Regions from separate parts of the Homo sapiens genome. Here all the other regions are linked to region 1. Evidence: chromatin loops called from intact Hi-C (ENCODE). Cell type or tissue: PC-9. All regions are shown on one strand.

Region 1 (8,000 bases):
GGAGTATGGAGGATTAATTAGACAGGGGGCTAGTTCAGTGTAAGGAAATACATCTGTTTTTCCTGTTTCTGTCCATGTGATTGTCTTGTGAACAGTGGGGGACTTTTGTGGGACTGTGGTGTTCAGTTGAGGCCTGCCCGGGTAAGGCAGCCCCGCTGTGAGTACAGGAACAAGAACTGCAAGGACAGATCGTAGACAGGCAAGCAGGAGGGCTCGGCTTCTTAGCTTTGGTGTGGAGACCTTGAGTGTGCTGTCTCTCTGAGCTTGTGCTCCTTGGCCTTTGGGGACCCCTGGTATGCCCCTGATGGGGGAGCTGAGACAGAAGGGTCCTAGAGTCTCTCTTTGGGCTCAGAGGCATGGAGGACAAAAGGGATTTTGTCCTATTGTCTAAAATGGTACTTTCTGTCTACTTCCCTTTTATTAGTGCCAACCTTTAGAAAAGTCTTGTTTGAGTGTTCTGTGTCACCTCTGCTTTATTACGAGTCCTTAAAAGAAGAGTCATTTTTCACACTCGGGCCAAACTTCAAGAGGAATCAAATGAAGAGTTAGTGTTGTGACAGGCAGGTGGTGGTTCTGGCCCTGCTCACCATCAGGAGGTTCTTTCTGGTGTGCTGGTCTTGGAAGCATTTCTTCATAGGGGGTCATTGTTATAGTCTAGGCAAGAATAATAAAATCACAAGCATTAGGTCACTGGGCACAGGAGCAAAAAGGAAGACCAGTTTTCAGAAACCTTTTGATTGGCAGATTAATTTAAGGGTGAGGGAAAATAAATTTAAGGGTGAGGGAAAATAAAAGATAGGTTGGGAGTTCTGGGGTTCCTAAGCAGTGCTTAGGAAAATACACTGCTGCTAGCAGGTGAGGTCATAGGAAGAGGAGCAGAATTGCCACGGGAAGGTGCTGAATTCATTTGGAATTCCGTATAGAGTGACTTTTACCCAGTGCCGTGTAGTTAGCTGCTGGCAATTTTGGAATTAGAATCTAGGTTTTCTGAAGCCAGGCCAGTGTCTTTTCTATTAAACTAAGACATGTGTTACGTGAAATAAAATGTACTTGAGTTTCAGGTGGTGACGGCATCTCTAAGTGGAGATGTCAGGCAGGCAGTTGTAAATGGAGCTGGAGTGAAAATGAGAATAAATACAGAAATTTATTTTAGGAGTTATGTATATATTTAGAGGAGATAATTGGAACTATGGGAAGAAGTTCATTCAGAGAGATTTGGCACATAGGCTGTAATTGGAAATAGCCAAGGGGTAGATTTCCTGAAAAGGAGGGAGTGGAAGCTATAATGCATGCAGTAAGGCTGAAGGAAAGGAAAGGACAGAGGCAGCGAGAGGATTCTAATTTTTTAAAGCGGTTTTGTCATAATGGAGAGGAAGGCATAGCTTGGAAGCTGGGACATAATCAAGAGGTGGAAAAAGTTGTTATTTTTAAAAATAAGATATGCCAACGGGAAGGAATGGATGGAGAGAGAACGATTAGAGATGAAAGACAGAGGGACTAGTTCAATTTAGTTTAACAAACAAATTGTAAGTACCACTGAGGTGATAGGCATAGTGCTGGGTGCTAAGGAGACAAAGATGAAGTAAACATGAATCTGACTTGGGGACATTTACTGTCTAATAAAGGACAGGAACGAGAGTAACACAAGACCAGCTGGTATTTACTGAGCACCGTGTGTCAGGAACCATTGCAGATACTTTACATGCATTGACTCACTGAGTCCTCACAACACCCCTATGGCTTAGTTATTGTTATTATCCATAAAGAAGCAGAAACTCAGTCACAGAAACGTTAAGTAATTTGTTCAAAGTCTTTAACAACTAGTCAGCCGTGGAGCCAAGGTTTGAACCCAGGCCGTACCTCTGCACCTCTGTGCATGATGGAGATGGACGATTACACCACAACGCAAAGGTGGAAATAAGAACAATAAACAGAAGTAGCCTAAGGGAGAGAGGGCTTAGATTTTTTTGGCAAATGATAGAGAAATATAGAAAGATCTCAAAGGAGGAATAAATGGAAGACAGGATGGATCCAGATGAAGGGATGCAAGAAAATGCTGTCAAGACCAAAGTAGAGAACCCATGTGCAGCTGTGCGTGCGTGCCTGTGCGTGCGTGTGTGTGCGTGTGTGTGTGTGTGTGTGTCTGTTGCTGTTTTTTCTAGTAATTTGCACAGCCTTCATCTCTGACCATTTCTTGGTTCCATGCTAACCATTTCTTGGTTCCATGCTAATCACAGAGGACACTCACATTTGATTCTCTTCATTTCTGTGAACAGTTATTAATAAGATATTTTTAAAAAATCTACTAGAACTGGGTTATCCTTTTTAGGGGTATCAGTCTGGTCCATCAAAATCATCATTGGAGTGGAGTTTATGATATTAAATATAACATATATATGTGTATCTATCTATATCTATCTATCTATGTATCTAATCTGTCTACCCATCCAGAGAACTGACAGATTTCTAACTGATTTCTGATTTCCCATGTAGTTGGGACTCAGATATTCTTTGGGGAAAGAACTAGAGAATTTCAGAGGCAGATTATTGAAGATGCAGTTGAAATTCCAGAAAATAAGCAGATCTTTTGCGTGAAATGCTGAGTAGCTCTTTCTGAGATAACTGTATGTGGTAGATGTGAGATTCCTGATTGTCTGTGGCTCAGCAGTCAGATGCCTGCACTTCACCCTGTTTCCCATCCCACCCTTGACCTTACCACTGACCCCCAGCTCCTCCTGCAGCCACAAACTGCATTCCAGGATAGGGGACATTGTAAGCGCAGCAGTCCTGTGAGACTCAGGTATGGTGTGAGGCTCTCTACTTTGCACATTAGTTATTAGTTAAAAAAACAAACGTGATGTCTAGTGGTTTATTTTAGACAACATCAGAATGTCCCCACATCAAAATAGTTGCATCATTGTGGCCATGGGGGAAAGTGGTTGGTTACATCAAAATGTCATGTGTGGGCAAAGGGATTATTCTTGGATGTGAGTAGGGGCATTTGATAAGGAAGAAGTAAATTCAGAATTTGAAGGATAATCATTCATTCATTCATTCATTCGTTGTTTTACCCATTTACAACACAGTTACACATACGACATTCAGGCATTTACCAGTTACGGGAAGGATTTGTGCAACTGAAGAAAAGCCCATCTGTGTTCACATTTGAGAAAGAAAATCCTAATCATTAGCATAGCACCACTGCCACCTTGTGGTAATGCATGGTAGTTCATTATATTTTATGAAAAAACTGTTATGTCTGGTATTTATACAGCATGTACATTTTGTACCTTCTGCATGTAACGGTACGTTATAAAGCCATATACTTTTACCTAATACTAATTTAAAAATACACTCAGTGGGGGGAGGAAGAGCATTAGGAAAAATAGCTAATACCTGCTGGGCTTAACACCTAGGTGATGGGTTGATAGGTGCAGCAAACCACTATGGCACATGTTTACCTACGTAACAAACCTGCACATCCTGCACATGCACCCCGGAACTTAAAATAAAAATTAAAAAAAGAAAAATACATTCAGAAACTGCTCTAAAGAAGGTACATATAAAAAAAGGAGAGACAGCTTAATTTTAGAAATTAATAAATAAATGTTCACAAAATACAGTCTCAAGGAGGTAATTACATCATTATAGATATTCTCGAGAAAATTATAAGCCATTGCAAGGGACAAAGTACATTAGCAATCACTAGATGGTTTACTGATACAGAGGGTGATTAGAATATGTTGGATAGGCCAGGCACAGTGGCTCATGCCTGTAATCCCAGTACTTTGGGAGGCGAGGTGGGCAGATCTCTTGAGGTCAGGAGTTCGAGACCAGCCTCGGCAACATGGTGAAACCCCGTTTCTACTAAAAATACAAAAATTAGCCGGGCGTGGTGGCACGTGCCTGTAGTCCCAGCTACTTGGGAGGTTGAGGTGCGAGAATCGCTTGAACCTGGGAGGCGGAGGTTGCAGTGAGCTGAGAGTGTGCCACTGCACTCCAGCCTGGGGAAGAGTGAGACTCCATCTCAAAAAAAAATATGTTGGATAATCTTCATTATTTTGCTTTAGAATGCATAATTTATATTTAAATGTAAATGTCCCAAATATTAGAGTTTATAGTATTTCAAACAAAATAATAAAGATATTTGAATATATCCAGAGGTGTTGGAATACTTCACTAGACAGGGGGAAGCTTGCTTCTGTGCATTTCTTGGGCATACATTCCCTCAATTAGGTCTCGCGGGGCAGACATAACCACTTCTCAGGTTTGCACAGGCTGCAGCATAACTGGCTTTTGACAGGTTGAATTTCTTCCTTTCTGGACAGGGAAAAGGGCACAGGAATTGTGGTGGAAAGCCATTTTTTTTATACCTGGGTTGAGCATGGCAGGATGGAATACTGCAGACAGACCCACTGAAGAGCGAGCGCTTCACTGGGCTTCACCCTGGCATGCCCTGCACAGAGAGTGAATGCTGCCAGCACACATTACACTGTGGCCAGACTACAGCTTTCTGTCACATGGATGTCTCAGACAACCAGAATCAGAACATGTGTGTGTTTTATATGTAAAAGTAAACGATTACTTCTAGTGAAATTAAAAACAAAAACAAAAGTCGTATATGGTTTTTGTGAATGAAAACAGACTATTGTACAAACCTCTAGAATATTAAATATCAAGGTTTTATGTAATGTTAAATGTCATTATAGTCAATGCATACCATCTAGCCTTGTGGCTTTTTTTTTTTTTTTTTGACTTAGTCTCGTTCTGTTGCCCAGGCTGGAGTGCAGTGGTGCAATCATAGCTCACTGCAGCCTTGACATCCTGGGCTCAAGCGATCCTCTGGCCTTGGCCTCCTGAGTAGGTGGGACTACAAGAGTGAGCCACGATGCCTGGCCCCACGTGGCTTTGGAACTCTGTTTCACAGAGCCATAGAATTCCTCAGAGGCATCCCAGAATGGGGAGGCTGTGCTGCTTAGATTCTGGATGGCCTGTTCAAAGTGCCTGGTCACATGTATTTGGGAAAAGCTCAGATGATCCTGATACACCAAACTGCTTGAGAACAACTACTCCTGGTGGCAGTTTATAAAAAGGGAAATGTTTTGTGATATTGTAAATGACAAATCACCCTCATCATCTGATTGCATTGTCATTAAATGTTGATCCCAGAAACATCCCTCACCGCCATTCTCCTGTAAGCGGGGACATCATTCTCTGAAGCTCCCCTTGTTCCCGCTGTAGTTCTTCCACCAGCATTTGCTTTCCTGGCGAGGTCAGCGAGACAGTGCGGGGATGGACATATCACAAAAGGGGGCATACAGCAGCTGGAGCCATTCTTCTCTGCCCGTGTCCAGAAATTTCCCAGCACACAGGGTTGAGTCCAGTACCCATGCAGCTCTTATTCCCTCGTTGGAGGTCATATTCCAGTCTTCATCTGCAGTTGGATCTGGCTTTTGTTCGGATCATAGTTGAGTGTAGCTTGGTTTCTTGTGGGTGGCTAGCCCTGAAGAGCTACAGTGAGCATGCTCAGTCATTAAACCTAAATTAGCTTCTGCTCCTACTCCTGGGTGGGGGCAGAGCTTCCTAAAAATGTGTTTTAGGAAGATTTTGACACCAGATTTTTAAAATGCACAGAGCCAGGTAAAAGTAAGTGGTTACACTTAATGATATTAGTTAAAGGTGCGTGGAAAAAGGAACAAAAGTGCTGAATTATACCTTTTTAAAGGGTTTATGCAAATTATTATATGTACAATAGTCTTTTAAGCCTGATAATTCCAATCACCAAAAGAGATTTTAGTATGTGTAGGTTCCTATGCCCTACTCTAAACCAATTGAATCAAAGTGCATTAATGTTTATAAAGGTCTCCAAGTAATGATCAGCCAGACTTTAGAGCAACTGGCTTATTTAATAGAGCTTAGTGTCATGTATGTATCCTTATTTAAATACAGAGTCTTACATTTACTTTTAAGAAAGTAGGAAATTCATGGTGGGACAAAATTCACAAGGGGAAAGGAGGATACCAGCACAAAGCCAAGAGTCTGGAGTCAAAAGGAGCTGATGGGAAAGTTTGGAGGCTGATACGAAAGCCAGGCTTGAAGCAGTTTCACAGGTGGCCGATGAAGGAGGTTGACAGATGGAATCAGAGCAAGATCAAATGACTTCCCTTCCAGACCCACGGGAGGAGGAGCAGTCATTGCTGAGATATGAGTTCCGGCATGGCTACGGGGAAAAATAGTTCTTATATGATAATCACATAAAAATATTTAGAAGGGCAAATAAAAGGAAAAAGCAATGTTATGATAGGAGACACAATATATTGAATATATTGTGGTGAAGATAGGCTTTAGGATGGGGTAAAACATGGGTCTGTGTGGTTTGTGTTTGGCCACCTTTGAAGCTAAATTATGCTAAGTTTAACTGCTGGATAAAATATGGAAGGATAGAAAATCTACTGTCTTTTAATTTCACTCTCTACAAATAGTAGTTCATTTACACATTTTGTAGGTATATCTCTTCTGTATACCCATCCTCTCCACAAAGATAATATTAATGTGGACAAGATAGATAGCTTCCCCTAATAACAATGAAATGGTAGTGGATAAAAGCAGAATGGCTTTTAATTTGGGGGAAAAAAGTCCAGAATAGACAACAGCTAATTGCTTATATTTGCCACAGGGACAATTTGCAAGTGAGGAGATGACCCGCCACAAAATAGGCACCTCTGGCTAGAGTTCTTACAGTGCTGCTGGGTTCCTGCCAAGGGTCTGCCTGAAGAGCTCCTAAAGATAGGCTTCTGTGCAAGTTTCCCCCAAAAGCCATCTCAGCTACTTTATCGGAATGTCAGTGTTCATTCATTCATTTGTTCAGTATATCATTACTAAGAGCTATTATCTGTGCCAGGAACTCTGGTAAGCGCCAGGGCTCCAGTGATGACTGAGGTGGACATGGCCTCTGCTCTCGCTGAGCATGCAGGCTACTCAGGGAGACAGACATATTAGTTTGGGGCTTATTGAATTTTGAAGAGCCAGTGGCATCCAAGTGGAGTTATCCAGCAGCAATTCTAATCATTTCCTAATTTTCACTGGTAAACAAGATAAGATCGGTGTTCTAAGAAGTAAAATAATATACATAGCTTGTTATAAACCATGCTCCATTATTATATTAAATAAAATTTCATGATTGATTTTTGCTTTTATGCTTAAGATTTAGAAAACTTTAGACATTTTCTTTATGTGGTTAAATTAGGGTTTTGTGCAATAATTTATCCAAATAGAAGCATTAGGCCCTTGTCCAGGATTGTCTCTTTATGTACTTTGTATCAGTCCCACTAAAAACACCTTTTTCCCCAAAGTGTGACCTACTCAAATAGTACCTTACTTCTGATACTTCATAGCATTTCGGAGTTTACAGGAGATATTTGCTTATCATTTTGTTTCTTCCTGACAAGTCTGAGGAATACAGGGCAGGTGATGTTTATTTATTTACAGATGGGGAAACTTAGGTTCATAGATATGATTACTTATGTGAAGTCACAGAGCTAGTAAATGGTGGAGGCGGAAGTGGAACCCAGCCTGGGGCTCTTTTACAGGAGTCAGGTCTATTTTTGTTTTATGCTTCCTGCCAGTATAGTGACTTGCTGGAAAGAAAAATCGAATTGTCTTTTTCCACTGAATTCCTCCAGTTGTTATCAAAGAAAAAAAGTTTTAATCGTTTAATTTCTTACTTTTTGTTTCCTGATTCTTCAACAAATTAGTTAACATGTATTAATTATTTTCTTCATATCAAATACTTGGCTATATGTGGGATAGAAAAATAAATGAGGTACAGTTTTTGTCACTGAGAAACTCAGTCCTATAGGAGAGACCCAGGCATTAAAAAAAATCCCTATGCAGCATGATTAATGCTATAAATAATGCATGAGCATAGAGCTGTGGGTATACCAAGGATGTGATAGTGGCCAGAGCTTTGAAGGAGGATGGGATGGGGTGGGAGGTTTAGA
Region 2 (8,000 bases), 440 kb before region 1:
GCAATTAAGAGGTTAAAGGTAACTACTTCAACTCTGCTTACTACATCTTTTACTATTTACCTCCATATTTCTAAGTAATATTCTTATGTCTCCTTATTTTTCAATTTCAGACATTGTCTATTGACTTCCTATTATGAAAGGTAAGGATTATTTTTCCTCTCCCACCTCAAACACACATCACTCATTTTTTTCTCCCCTCATTCCCCCTAATAAAGTGCTATCATAAACAAATCAATATTGTTTACCTTATCATTACTATACAGTCCCCGACTTACGATGATTCAATTTAACAATTTTTCTACATCGTGGTTCAATTTAACAATTTTTCTACTTTACGATGTAGAAAAATTGTTAAATTGAACCGTCGTTAAGTCGGGGACTGTCTGTATAGTAATGATAATAAAGTGCTGAATAGCTCATGTAACTTACTGAATATATTATGTCACAGTCTAGACATAATGTATTCAGTAAGTTACATGAGGTATTCAGCACTTTATTATCAAATAGGCTTTTATGTTAGATAATTTTGCCCAACTGGGAATTACCTTTGCCACTCTTTCCACCTATGTCTTCCTCTTTCTTGGTTTACTCCCTTTTTTTAGCGACAGCACATCATGCAGTAGCTTCTTGAGAAATAATGTAATGTTTTTGAGATTTGCACATTTAATAATGGTTTTAGTCTACTTGATTAATAGCTTGGCTGGATATAAATTCTAGCCGGAAATCCTTTTCCCTCTTTGATTTTCTCTTTAGTTTCCAATGCTGCTTTGGAGAAACCCAGTGCCATTAGGATTTCTACCACTTTTATATGACCTGTTCCCTACTTCTCTCAAAATTAGAAGTTATCGGCTTTATTTCTTTATCCATGGGGTTCTAAAATTTCAAGTGGACATGCTTTGATGTGTGTGTGTGTGTGTGTGTGTGTGTGTGTGTGTGTGTGTTCCATTTGTTATACTGTATATCTGGTTCTTTAGTTCAGTGAAATTCTTAAATATAGATGCTACTACCTTCCTTGAGTCTAAGTAAAAAAAGCAGACTTTCACTTTATCTTCTTGTTGTATGGTTTCCCTCCTGTCCTAATTGGTGCCTTTTGTAAGGGCAGAGGAGAGCCAGCTGCCTAGAAGCATAGGATAGAGGAGAAAATCTGGATGTCTCAACGGCCTGGACAGACTTTCGACTAATCTTCCAAATTTCAGTGCCACCCCACATTACAACCTTCAGAACTACACAGTATCTTCAAGTCCTGTTGCTAACAAAAGCTTAAAATAGGAGGAGGAAAAAGCTATGAAAAGCTTAGAAAGACAGGATTCCAATTTGCCCTGTGTTTTTGTTGCTGTTGTTGTTGTTTTCCTGTTTTCTACTGTTCTCAGGACTCAGAGTAAATGATGTATACTTTGCTGCATGTTTTTTGGTCTTGTTCTAATTTGTCTTTTAAATAAGGCTAAACACTATAATCCTCTGCTGACAATTGTCCTATCATTGATTTCCTGCTTTTCTTCAAGCTGACAGGTTTAGGCAAAGACCATTTTTACAATTCCTTTTTTGGATCTGACAAAATTTTTTCCAAACAGGATTATAAACAAAGCTTACATTTTAACACTAGTATAGATGATGAATTATGTAACTCATTGGATCATAAGTTAATATTAGGTATTTGAGTAATACTGTTTCATTTAAATTTGGCTTTGTCTCCATAAAGCATTGAAGAATTCCGTAGCCCAATATTAACTTAAATTCTAAGTTTCTATTTTTTATTGTTTACTGAGTACTTACTCTGTACCAGGCATTACTGTATTTCATTCTTACAACTTTGTTAAGGTTCAATTATTTTTATATTATGATTAGAAAGTGAGGCTTTGAAAGAATAAGTAATTTGCCAGAGATCACCTACAAAGTTGAACCAGGATTTTAATCTAGGTTTGAACACTATAAATTTCATGCTCTTAAATAATAAGTTGTACTGCTTATGAATAAAATCATAAATATAATAGCAAGAAGCTTTTATTTCTATAGCCATTGTGATTGTAAGGTATACATTTACATTTAAGTAAGTACTTAATGTAAGTAATTAAGTACATTAAGTAAGTACTTAATGTAAGTACTTAAATGTAAGTGTATACCTAACGAGCTCAGAACCGTAACAGTTCTAGAGTCATTGACTGTCAACCTATTAATTGCATTTCACATTCAGGTTTATAGCCAGTATATTGCAGAATTAATTTGTTTTCTTTATACTTTAATATTGTTAAAATTACCTCTTTACTTGCTGATCATATTGTTGAACAATATGCACTAGTGATATGGTAACACAATTATCCTACGGCCTGTCTTGAGAGGAGATTGAAATAGTCCTGCTGATGATTTGAAAAGGAATTTTTTGAGGTTAGACCTTTTCTAAAGAGTGAAAGTAAGATAATATTTCTATTTTAAATATTAGTTTAACATTCTATAATTTTCATAATTTATAGGGGTATCATTCTTATTGGATATGCATAAAAAGTTAATGAAACCTCACAGCCTCCCTAAAATCATAAACTTGTTTATTTGCTTGCCTTAGGGAGGTGACTGCTGATTTAATTTTAATTGTATTTAGCAATTACTGATAATGTTGTGATCCAATGGAAGCTTTTCTTTTAGAGGAATGTAAAAATCAACTTGCAATTTCTCTCTGAAACACAATCTATATAAGAAAGGAGGCCCATATGCATGAACCCAGGAGTGCTATCTTACTTCAGGGCAGATTTTTCTTCAATTCTTTACTCAAACCAAATTTCTGGTTCAAGAAGAGTATGGCCAATTGGTTACTGGGATAACTGCAGGCTTCCACATTTCCTGAGCTAACATGATACTATCTTATCTGTGTTCTCTGTACCTTTCTCCCTTTTCTCTCATTGCTTCTGTCCCTATCACCATCTTACTGCCTCATTTCTGAAAGCCTTGCTGTTAGGTAACTGCCATAATTCTCTTTGGGGAGTTAGATGATAAAGCCATAAATAAGCAAGTGGCATGATAGAGCTAAACTATATCAGCCTATGAGAGATAACTGCTAAATACTTAGGAATTTTTCAAGCTGATTGTTAACCTTTGGTAGCTTGAAATCATGGTGGGGGTGTTTGCAAAATGGAAACTGGCAAACTTAACAACCCCCCAGTCTCCATGAGAACTAGTTTACTAGCACGCCACCGGGATCTTGCATTTTCACTCAGTACTCCTGAAAATCTTAAAGATTCAAAATGAATTTTCATGGCTGGGACTTCTCTAATAGGAATAAACAATAAAAAAATAATTACAGGCAATGCCCAAGTGTTACCATATAGGGAAACAGCTGGATCATCTTGCTGAAACCCAGCTCTACTGACACGTGGCGAGGAGACATGGATGGTGAGAAATTATAAAAGTTCAGAAAAGCATTGCCTTTCTGGGCCAAGAAAGATTCCCAAAGACACATGTACATATAACAATCCTACAAAATATGGATTGTTCTGTAACAATGATCCACTGAATCAGACTATTTTTTCAGAGTTATTGATCAAAGTAAAGAATGATGTATAAGAGTAAACTATGCTCCTTAAAAAGAACAAAGAATTTCATAATCCCATAGAGGATCTGAAGATTACCTAGCATGTAAATTTACTAATAGTCAGCCAGTTAAATAACCCAGTGGTTTCTAAAACTGAAAATAGAACTTAATATCCAACTGAGATCTTCAAAAATCAAAACTGCTAGACTAGAGATTATAGAAAAGGCCAAGCTTACTTACCTAAGTACATCAAACTGCATTTATTCATAGTCCTAGAAAATTCTCTTTAAAAGGGGGAATAGACTAATAGTGCTAAACATAAATTAGTTATCTTTTCCATGTATTTCTTTCTATGCCTCACTCCTTTTTATTTTCAAATGCTGGTTGTGTGCTTATTGTGTACCAGACACTGTCTTCACTATAATGATGAAAAAGTTCCAGTCTCACACTGTATTTCAGAAGATTGCAACCATTGTTAAAGAATATACTACTTCCTTAAGTACTATTCAAAGGCTGCAGAGAGATCCTACCAGCAATATACAGAAGATTTACTTTGTGATTTCTTTTAATTAGAAAATAACATTTGAAAGCTATAACCTTTTAAGCCTTTTTGCTCCCACAAAAATAATCACCAAGAGAAGATGATCTGATTTCTGAGGAAATCTGTGGTATAGCTTTAACAGCTTTCTTGGAAGGAAGACAAATGTAACTAAGTATGAATAATATACTTTAAATATAGCCAGAAGAATTTTGACTTATAATTAACCCATGTTTCTGAAAATATGAAATCTACAAGTAATAAATATGCATTCTTAATAATGGTCTCTTAAAACTACATTTATATTAATCCTTTCAGTTTGTTGTTATGGTTATTTATTATAGGAAAAACACATGTTTCTATCAAAGCATGTAAAATTAATGAACACATTTTATATGTAGAGCTCAAAAAATACTCTCTTGTAAGCTGTACTCATTAAATAAAAATACCAACAAATTCATTAAACAAAAACAAAAACTCAAATCAACAATGGCAAAGCTAATAACTCCAGAAGGCTGAAATGTAGCAAAGACAAACAGAGTAGTGATAAAACATTTAATTATTAATATACTGTTTATCTCAATATGGACAGTTCCTTTGCTATGATGCAGAGGAATCAGGAGGCATGGGGATCTTTTGTGGTGGATGGCATGGCAGGTTATTTGCCCAGCCCTCACTGCTGACCTAAAGGCGCCTATCTTGCTCAACAGGAACCATACAAGACAAGAGTGTATAAGCCTTTCATTGCCAGCAGGCCTGTTAATTTCCATGATGTAAAAAGTAAGTCCATCTGGCCACTAGATGGAGATCAGGTTACTCTGTCAGTGATGGGGAAGCTGCTTGCAGCCAGCAAGTGTTAAGTAAGCAGGGTATGGAGAACCTATTCTCTTTTTTCAATACTTCTATGAAAGGCATTTTCCAAGCTCTGAAGTTAGGAGCAGATCTGTGCTGAATAAAGAGTATATAAATGAAGAATAGCTTGAAAGATCAAACAGAAAGGGAACTGTAAAAGACAAACATTTGCTTGTTATTACTGTTGCCCCTGGAATGACTTCTATTTAGGTTTGGTTGTATAAACCACTTGTAATTAATAAGATGAGCTGGTCTAAATAAGAACAATTAAATAAGCTGTCTCATTATTTACCAAGCAGGGAAGAAGAGAGATATGACAAAAAATTAAAACAATGATAGATTATTAAGACAATTAGTCTTGTCTGTTTGAACATAAGAATACAGACTCATGTTTGAGTATGTATATAAGTATGCATTTTTAATATCAACCAAAATGGATCAAGGGAACTTAGGGATCAAAGGAGAATGTCAGATAACATCTATTCTAATTTTCCAAATGAAACTATCATTCAATTCTGAATTATACAACTTTATTACTAAATATGTCTCATTTCTGTAATAGCTGAGCTTTATTTTATTTTTTTTTAGAGACAGGGTCTTGTTTTGTTGCCCAGGCTGGGGGGCAGTGGCTCGATCTCAGCTCCTGCAACCTCCACCTCCCAGGTTCAAGCAATTCTTGTGCCTCAGCCTCCCAAGTAGCTGGGATTACAGGCATGTGCCACCATGCCCAGCTTATAGCTGAACTTTAAACTGGAGACATAAAGTTACACATGTCCTGGAAAATGTTTGGTTTAGGGAAAGTTCAGATATTTCACTGTGTAATGTAGCTGAATATTTTGATTATTCTTGAGATGTTAGATCCATAATTCTGTTCATTTCTAACTTAATAACTATATATCCTCATTCAATAAATATTTATTCAGTTACATCTAAACAAATAATTTGTGACAGTTTAAAAGAAAAATTCCATTTGTTATCAAATAGTTTCAATTACCAGTACATTTTAGTATATAGGAGTGTGAGCACAAACAAACATATTAATTGCTTATTGCACCAATCATTGTGCTACAAGCTAGGAGTACAAAGATGTATATATAGCCAGAGAAGTAACTGGAAGAGAAGGCCTACATGATTAAAAAACAAATACAAATTCATTTTTGTAGCAGTCAAGCACAATTATTAAATGATTAGTAAAAGTCCTTTGTAAAGTTCTATCGTGAAAAATAAATTTAATCTTGACCAGATGGAAAACATGACCTTTGATCTCTACCACATATAAAATATAGAAATTCAAACACAATAGTATTTACTATTAGGCACCAATGACTGTAATGAGAACAAGAGCTTAATTCAAAAAGAGAAGAAACTAATGTTTAGAATAATAAATGAAACAGACCATAATTAATTGGCTTTCTAAATATTGTTATGAGTAGTAACCAACATTCAGTCTGTTGCTGTAATCAGTCCATGGCACTTACTTAATCACATGTTTATTTTAGAGTCACACATTTGTTTTAGCTTAATTAAATTAATATATTTATACCCCTTCAAAAAGATTTGAGTTTGAGGTTTTCAAAATGTTCCTACAAGCTTTTAAGGATCTAAGAGAATTATTATTCATTCATGAATATATCTATTTCTGTTTAAAGAAAATCACAAAAATAATCACATAAAATAGGAATTATTAATCAGGTATTGACGAAATAGTTTGTAGAAATTTCTTATTTTGCTAATCGGCTCTTTGCAGAACAACCTGGCTGGGAGGAACCTACTTTTCTTTTTGTTGGATAAGAAAGTAACGTGAACAGGAGAAGTTTTGTTCCAAAGATTAAAATAAATGAATAGCAAATAAATCCCTTTATTATATGCTTTAGTATATATGGGCATATAGCCTTCCTCATTCTTCAAATTAGTTCCAGACAGCAACTAGATTGATTAGATGATGACTGAGTCATTTCTGGAGTTATCAGGTTTCTTTTCACTTTGGTGGCCTGTTCCCATATTTTTCTCCAGTGCAGGGTTGGGTCTACTTATTGTTGACTACTAAATTTGCATTACTTGGAAATAAGGAAGTTGATAAAAAACGTTCTATTGGATGCATATTTTTGCTCACCTTCTCTAGTTTAGAGGTCCTGGCCTTGTAATAATCTGCTGTATTCTAGTTCCTAAATGTTTCTGTTTCCTAGGTAGCATGTAGAGATGCTGACACTGAAGATGGTAAAAGTGAGAACAGATGCAAAGGTGCTACTGGAAACTGGTTAGAGCTTAAGGTTAAAAAACTAAAAGCTGCTGATTGTATTCATATGGTGTGATGTCAGTAACCTGCACATTTAAGCACTGACAGAAAAAAAGGCACATTTTTACTTTTTCATCATTTAGATGGAGAATTTGTTTTTGTCTTTTTATTTTGTATCTAAAAATTCTTTTAGTTCTTTAAGCAACTATTTTTGAGTCACTGGCCCAGAAATTTTCATGACTGTGGCATCTGGAACTAAATTTATACTTGAATGTGCACCTCTAAGAGATAAGGTGAATTCAAATGGTACCTGCATATTTCTGTCATCTTGTCCAATCATGTTTCTCCATTCCATGAGTGATCGCTGCAGACGTTCAAGTCCAGTTTCCCAAAGCCTGATGTGACCTCCCATATCAACAGTAACAACACCGCTTTTGTCCCACTCAGCCAGCAGTGCATCTGTGTCTGAAATGGTCGACAGCCATGTGGTATACGGCGAGAGAGATTCTGATCTGGAAAAAGGAATCCAAGTGAAGCTAAGAGACCACAAAAATAAAGCAGGAGGGATGACACTGCACATTGTAATGTTCTTTACTGTTGAAAAAGTATGCTCACACTACTCATTATTTTATACCTGCTCTTACCTCTGTCACCACATAGGCAGGTTATGAGGATACGCTATGAGCAAAAGTTCTTAAACAAACATGCCCAGGGTTCGTAAGCAAACATGAGGCAGGACAATCATGAATATAAAAAAAAACCAGAAAGACTATTTTAAGAAAGATGTTTTTATAAGTGATCACAGTATATAACTAATTGGTAGGCCAGGAAACAAAGCTGGTTTAAACTGATTA
Region 3 (8,000 bases), 1.0 Mb before region 1:
CTAAAATTCCTGTGGAAGTTCCAGTAACTTCTAATCCCTCGTTCTGTCCTTTCTTCTTGGTTACGTAGCATTCACATATATTGTCTGCACAGTACTGGGATGTATGTTCTGTTTTATTTTTCAAATATGTTTTAAATTGTAGACCTGTAGTGTTTTGTACATAATGACTGTAAATTTTGTCCAAATTTTTTGGAAAGTATTTTTTTAAAGCAAAAAGATTTTATAAATGCAATATATTTTGCTTTAAGCATCTCAGTGGGAGAAACCTGAAGGATTTCAAGGAGACTTAAAAAAGGTAATTGAAGCATATTAATAGTGTTTTTGTTTTATTCTTTACAGTGATTCGTTTCTTAGGTTTTTGTAGAGTTTTGCTAAGCAACTTTATTTACAAATACTCCACTCCCTCCACCCCCAAACTGTGTCCTTTTTTTTCCCATAATGCTTTTGTTAGAAGGCTGGATGGAGATGAAATAGTGATATCTGGCTGGGTGCAGTGGCTCATGCCTGTAATCCCAGCACTTTGGGAGGCTGAGGCATGTGGATCACAAGGTCAGGAGTTAAAGACCAGCCTGGCCAAGATGGTGAAACCCTATCTCTCCTAAAAACTACAAAAAAATTAGCCAGGCGCAGTCGCAGTTGCCTGTAATCCCAGCTACTCAGGAGGCTGAGTCAGGGGAATCACTGGGACCTGGGGCGGCAGAGGTTAACAGTGAGCCGAGATTGCACCACCGCACTCCAGCCTGGATAACAAAGTAAGACTCCGTCTCAAAAAAAAAAAAAAAAAAAAAAGTACTGATATCTATCCAAAAACTGCATTCAGGGCAAATATTAGTTGGTTTGCCGTCAGTTGCCATTCACATGTTCCTGTCCATTTGGAAGGAATTGTTCCTGGCTTTCAAAGGTGAGACATCCACTGCTTGAAAGTTGGTTCTTTATTAGCAAAAACCAAGCTTCCTGGCCATGATTAGTACTACCACCCCTAATACCCAGGTGTATTAGTCAGTTCTTGCATTGCTATAAAGAAATACTTCTGAAACTAGGTAATTTATCAAGAAAAGAGGTTTAATTGACTCACAGTTATGCAGGCTGTACAGGAAGCATGGTGGCATGAGCTTCTGGAGAGGCTTCAGGAAACTTACAATCATAGCAGAAGGCCAAGGGAAAACAGTCACATCTTACATGGCCAGACCAGGAGCAAAGGGAGGTGCCACACACTTTTCAATGACCAGATCTCAGGGTAGCTTGCTCACTATTTCAACAACAGCACCAAAGGTGGATGGTGTTGAAACCATGAGAAACCACCCCTGTGATGCAGTCACCTCCCACAAGGCCCCATCTCCAACTTGGAGGATTACAAGTCTACATGAGATTTGGGTGGGGATGCAGATCGAGATGATATCACCAGGTGTCAGGAGGAGAGGCAAGGGTGGCTGACTGTCTGAGTTATTCAATAGAAAATCATGGTTATCCTTAGTTTATGCTGGGTTTTTTTCCTCCTATTAGACAGCAGTGAAGACCGTTTGGGTAGAAGGTTTAAGTGAAGATGGTTTTACCTATTACTATAATACAGAAACAGGAGGTAAGTATTACCTTTGATTATCTTAACTGTTTAAAATTGTACCTGGAACTGCTTATTGGCCTGCTGATTAATCATCTGAACTTGGAAATTTTAGTATACAATAAACATATTTGTGTAGTAAACATGAATTATTTTTTGTAATTTAAAAACAATACAGTGGAAAAGCAAAAAGATTTATATTCGTATTATGTTGTGCTGTTCACCAATGTTATTCTCAGTTGATATTGCATTCACAAACTTAAAAATAGAATCATTTTAGCTTTCTCTGACATTACTATTTTTATAATTATTTTAGAAATATAGTCATTACCTTGGAAGGTAGCTTAGAGATCATCTGGCTCAACTTGCCTTTTCCTTTTTAAAAATAAAACTGTGGCCGGGCACAGTGGCACATGCCTGTAATCCCAGCAGTTTGGGAGGCCAAGACAGGTGGATCACCTGAGGTCAGGAGTTAAGCGACCAACCTGACCAACATGGTGAAACCCTGTCTCTGTTAAATACAAACAAATTAGCCGGGTGTGGTGGCACATGCCTGTAATCCAAGCTACTTGGGAGGCTGAGACAGGAGAATCTTGTACCTGGGAGGCGGAGGTTGCAGTGACCCGAGATCGTGCCATTGCACTCCAGCCTGGGCAACAAGAGCAAAACTCTGTCTCAAAAAAAAAAAAAAAAGTAGGCTAGGCGCGGTGGCTCACGCCTGTAATCTCAGCAGTTTGGAAGGCCAAGGCGGGCAGATCATCTGAGGTCAGGAGTTCGAGACCAGCCTGACCAACATGGTGAAACCCCTTCTCTACTAAAAAATTACCCGGGCGTGGTGGTGGGCACCTGTAGTCCCAGCTACTCAGGAGGCTGAGGCAGAGAATCACTTGAACCCAGGAGGTAGAGGTTGCAGTGAGCCAAGATCGCACCACTGCACTCCAGTCTGGGCGACAGAGCAAGACTGTCTCAAAATAAAATAAAAAATAAAACTGAAGCTATTTAGTAGTGTCTAACAAATTAGTAAAAGTGAAAATTTAACAATGTTTCAGTTGCATAAATACTTACGAAGCATGCATAAATACTAATTGTTATCTAAAACTTTTTTTTTTTTTTTGAGACGGAGTCTTGCTATCGTCCAGGCTGGAGTGCAGTGGCACAATCTCGGCTCACTGCAGGCTCTGCCCCCTGGGGTTCATGCCATTCTCCTGCCTCAGCCTCCCAAGTAGCTGGGACTACAGGCACCAGCCACTTCGCCAGGCTAATTTTTTGTATTTTTAGTAGAGACGGGGTTTCACCATGTTAGTCAGGATGGTCTCGATCTCCTGACCTCGTGATCCGCCCGCCTCGGCCTCCCAAAGTGCTGGGATTACAGGCGTGAGCCACCGCGCCCGGCCCTAAAACTTTCAAATTAATGTTTCATCTAATTTAACATCATAAACAGTTGAATTTATCAGAACAGCTATAACATTAATGTAACTTTAGGAGAGGCTTGTTTTTGTTTTTTTAATTCCTGTTATCATTAGCTCATTGCATAGCATTAAATCTTTTAGGAAGAAAAGGCCCTTTTAACCTCCAAGTAGATATTTAGCCTGCCCAGTTATAGCAATGTTTATATTCCAGTACAATTGAAGGTTGGGATTTTTATACATATAAAATAGTATAGTGATATAATATAGCTTTAGAGTTAGACAGATCTGAGTTCAATGCACAGCTTCTTTCCTTACCAGCAATGTGACTGTGGGTGTTACTGAGCCTATAGTCACTCTTCAGTGAAATAGAATAAACATGCATGCTCTGTAAGGTCATGAATGTCATATGTCATAAAGTTCCAATAACAGTGCTTGGCACATAGTAGGTGCTAAATAAATTACTCCCTGAACTGGCGTGGTGGTTCACACCTGTAGTCCTAGAACTTTGGGAAGTTGAGGCAGGCGGATCACTTGAGGTCAGGAGCTCGTGACCAGCCTGGGCAACGTGGTGAAATCCTGTCTCTACTAAAAATACAAAACCTAGCTGGGCGTGGTGGCGCTTGCCTGTGGTCCCAGTTACTCGGGAGGCTGAAGCAGGAGAATCGCTTGAACCGGGGAGGTGGAGGTTACAGTGAGCTGAGATCACGCCAAATAAATAAATAAAAATAAAATAAATAAATTCTTGAAAGTTCTATTGTTAACTTGTGTGAAATGTGGATTAGGAAAAGTAATGTTTTTTCATTAATCCTGCCAAGAACTCTGTATTAATTAAGGTGCTGTATATATTGGTTTGCCTTGAATGATTTTGGTTTATTCCTGGACCAGAATAATTACTAACGGCAGCCCCTTTCACTCTTAAAACTCTCCCAGTTGAAAGTAGGGAATTAATTACAAGGTAATTAGAAATATTATTGTTTTACTAAAAGCCCAATGAACCACTGGATGGCAGTAGAGTTCAGTCAATTGAGATTCCCATTGCTGCCCCCCCACCCACCAAACCACCATAATAAAAATGAGAATTTAATATTCACTTAGTGCTTCACAATGTAATTTCACTCCATGAAAATCTTAGGAATTTTTTCTTTTTTTAAATTGAGACAAGGTCTTGCTCTGTCCCCCAGACTGGAGTGCAGTGGCACAATCATGATTCACTGCAGCCTCTATTTCCTGGGCTCAAGCAGTCTTCCCGCCTCAGCCTCCTGAGTAGTGGGTACTGCAGGAATATGGCATGATGCCTGCTAACTTTTTAATTGTTTGTAGAGACAGGTTCTCGCTATGTTGCCCGGGCTGGTCTCACACTCCTGAGTTCAAGCAATCCTCCTACCTCGCCTTTTCAAAGTGTTGGAATTACAAGCATAAGCCAGCACACTGGGGCCAGGAAAGGAAATCTCTGTGATAAGCAAGTTTCAGGAAATCTCTTGTTTGCTCATTATCAATACGTTTCCTGAAATTGGTGTCAGATAAATTGTGAACCGTTAGAAATATCACCCAGTTCTTAGGTCTCTCATTCCATTGGAGTTATAGTTTACACATCTAGTAAATCCGGGCTGTTTGAAATCAATTTCTGAAAGATACAAGAGCAAGAGGTTTGAGAACTCTGTTATCTTCTTGATCAAGAGATAGTATGAAATACATACAGTATTGTCATTTAATAATTGTAAGTGATAAATGTTATGTTGAAATTACATCTGAATAGAATTAATAACTAAATAACATGACTTTAAAATGTGTTGAGCAGAATCCAGATGGGAGAAACCTGATGATTTCATTCCACACACTAGTGATCTGCCTTCTAGTAAGGTCAATGAAAATTCACTTGGCACCCTAGATGAATCCAAATCATCAGATTCGCATAGTGATTCTGATGGGGAACAGGAAGCAGAAGAAGGAGGGGTCTCTACAGAGACAGAAAAGCCAAAAATAAAGTTTAAGGTAGGTTTTTAAATTTTACTCTTCACATCAAATTTTTTTTTTTTTTTTTTTTTTTTTTTTGAGATGGAGTCTTGTTCTGTCCCCAGGCTGGAGTACAGTGGCACTGTCTTGGCTCACTGTAACCTCCACCTTCCGGGTTCAAGCAATTCTCCTGCCTCAGCCTCCCGAGTAGCTGGGACTACAGGTGTGTGCCACCAAACCCGGCTAATTTTTTTTATTGTTAGTAGAGACAGGGTTTTACCATGTTAATAACCAGGATGGTCTTGATCTCCTGACCTCGTGATCTACTTGCCTCGGCGTCCCAAAGTGCTGGGATTACAGGCGTGCGTCACCACGCCCAGCTGACATCAATTTTTGAAAAGCTCTACAGACCTTAAGTCTTCTGATAGAACATAGAAATTAAGACATATTTTGGCAACTGGATAAATAAAACCGGGAACACTCAGGAGCCCATGAGTCAAAGCAGAGGAGACACATTATTAGCATTGAGCAATGGTTGCGATTGTTGGCCTGAGAAATGTAGGAAAATCAGAGTTCCTAAATACCTAGTTACACCTAGGATCTTGTCATTGCCTGCAGTTTCTCTACCAACTTCACAAATCTTGATGGAACTTAGAGTAAGGGTTATGTGCAGTTTACAGAGGAGCAGCAGCAAAGCCTTCGTTGTAATTGCCATCTCACAATGATTATAGCCAGCCAGATTTAGGTAATCCAGTATCCAACTTAGGATAGAAATGATTAATTTATTTTCGTCAAAATGAATGTGTTCCAACAACAACAACAAAAAAATACAGGCCAATAACCCTGCTGAACATAGATGCAAAAACCTTCAACAAAATACTGGCAAACTGAATCCAGCAGTACATCAGAAAGATTAATACACCATGATAAAGGGATGCTTTATTCCAGGGATGAAAGGATGGTTCAAAGTATGCAAATCAATAAATGTGATTCACCACATAAACAATTAAAAACAACCATATAATCAGCTCAATAGATAAAAAGCATTTGTTAAAATTCAGCATCCTTTCATGATAAAAACCTTCAGCAAACTAGGCACAGAAGAAACATACCTCATAATAATAAAATAATAAAAGCCATATATGAGGCCGAGTGCGGTGCCTCATGCCTGTAATCTCAGCACTTTGGGAGGCTGAGGCAGGAGAATCGATTGAACCTGGGAGGCAGAGTTTGCAGTGAGCTGAGATAGTGCCACTGCACTCCATGCTGGATGACAGACCAAGACTCTGTCTCAAAAAAAAAAGAAGAGCCATGTATGAGAAACACACAGCCAACGTTATACTGAATGGGGAAGCACTGAAAGTATTCTCCCTAAGAAAGCAAGGATGCTCACTTCAACCACTCCTTTTCAACATAATATTGGAAGTGCTAGCCTGAGCAGTCAGGCAAGAGAAAGAAGTAAAAGGCATCCAAATTGAAAAAGAGGAAGTCAAACTATCTCTGTTTGCTGATTAAATGATCTTACTACCTAGAAAACCCTAAAGACCCCTCCAAAACACACGTGGATTTGATAAGTGACTTCAGTCATGTTTCAGGATACAAAATCACTGTACAAAAATCAGTAGCATTTCTGTATACCTATATCTATATAATAATGGTAAAACCGAGAACCAAATAAAAAACTCAATCCCATTTGTGGTAACTACAAAAAAAAAATCTCGGAATACATTTAACCAAGGAAGTGAAAGATCCCTACAAAATGAACTACAAAACACTGATTAAAGAAATCATAGATGATACACACAAATGAAAAAACATCTCATGCTTCTGGATTGGAAGAATCAATATCACTAAAATGACATACTGGCCACACCAATCTACAGATTCAACACAATCCCTATCAAATTACCAACTTCATTTTTTACAGAATTAGAAAAGCCAATTCTGAAATTTATGTGAAACCAAAAAAGAGCCTCAATAACCATAGCAGTCCTAAGCAAAAAGAACAAAGGTGGAGGCATCCCATTACTTGGCCTCAGACTATATTCCAAGGCTGTCATAACCAAAACAGCACAGTACTGGCATAAAGATAGGCACATAGATTGATGGAACAGAATAGAGAACCCAGAAATAAAGCCACATACCTACAACCAACTGATCTTCAACAAAATCAACAAAAATATACACTGGGGAAGGGATACCCCATTCAATAAATGATCCTGGGAAAACTGGCTAGCTGTATGCAGAAGAATGAAACTGGACCCCTACCTCTAACCATGTACAAAAGTTAAGATGGATTAAAGACTTAAATGTTTAAAGATCTGAAACTATAAAAACCCTAGAAGGAGGCCAGGCATGGTGGCTCACACCTGTAATCCCTGCACTTTGGGAGGCCGAGGTGGGCGGATCACCTGAGGTCGAGAGTTAAAGACCAGCCTGACCAACATAGAGAAACCCCATCTCTACTAAAAATAGAAAATTAGCTGGGTGTCCTGGCGCATGCCTGTAATCCCAGCTACTTGGGAGGCTGAGGCAGGAGAATCGCTTGAACCTGGGAGGCGGAGGTTGCAGTGAGCTAAGATCGTGCCGTTGCATTCCAGCCTGGGCGACAAGAGTGAAACTCTGTCTCAAAAAAAGAAAAAGGAAAAGAAAAAAAAAATCCTAGAAGGAAATCTAGGAAAAACTCATCTGGTCATTGACGTAAGCAAAGAATTTACGACAAAGTCTTCAAAAGTAAACACAAAAATAAAAATAGACAAATGGGAGGGACTTAATTAAAAAGCTTATGCACAGCAAAAGAAACAATTAACAGGGTAAATAAACAGCCCACATATTGGGAAAAACTGTTTGCAAACTATGCATCCAACACAGGACTAATATCCAGAATCCGCAAGGGACTCAACAAGAAAAAAACAACTCCATTGAAAAGGGGGAAAAGGACATGAACAGGCATTTTTCAAAAGACACACAGGTGGCCAAAACACATGAATAATGCTCAACATCACTGATCATCAGAGAAATGCAAATGAAAATCACAAGGAGATACCATCTTACACCAGTCAGAAGGCTGTAATTAAAAA

The links. Hi-C counts contacts between places; a loop is a spot of excess contacts. Peaks named below come from ENCODE experiments on the same cell type or tissue, not always from the same donor. Only the 100,000 strongest peaks of a DNase experiment are listed, where the experiment ranks them.
Region 2: it touches region 1 in a loop (14-fold over the local background); 96 of 110 quality-filtered maps call a loop at or near these places.
Region 3: it touches region 1 in a loop (24-fold over the local background); 8 of 110 quality-filtered maps call a loop at or near these places.

What each region holds. Positions count from the first base shown.
Region 1 is chr13:42,107,549-42,115,548 of GRCh38, forward strand. The region is part of intron 1 of DGKH (diacylglycerol kinase eta); the gene reads left to right. Among named protein-coding and RNA genes, the nearest start is that of DGKH, 63 kb to the left of the region's middle. In PC-9, a CTCF peak has its summit at 3,200 (motif pointing left); a DNase peak (open chromatin) is centred at 3,193.
Region 2 is chr13:41,663,490-41,671,489 of GRCh38, forward strand. VWA8 (von Willebrand factor A domain containing 8) reads right to left here. Exons shown (of 45, transcript NM_015058.2): 37 at 7,457-7,658. Among named protein-coding and RNA genes, the nearest start is that of MIR5006, 99 kb to the left of the region's middle. In PC-9, CTCF peaks have their summits at 4,863 (motif pointing right) and 5,066; a DNase peak (open chromatin) is centred at 4,822.
Region 3 is chr13:41,071,279-41,079,278 of GRCh38, forward strand. It overlaps WBP4 (WW domain binding protein 4), which reads left to right. Exons shown (of 10, transcript NM_007187.5): 6 at 249-295; 7 at 1,504-1,579; 8 at 4,766-4,959. Among named protein-coding and RNA genes, the nearest start is that of WBP4, 14 kb to the left of the region's middle. In PC-9, a CTCF peak has its summit at 3,985 (motif pointing right); no DNase peak of the experiment used is centred here.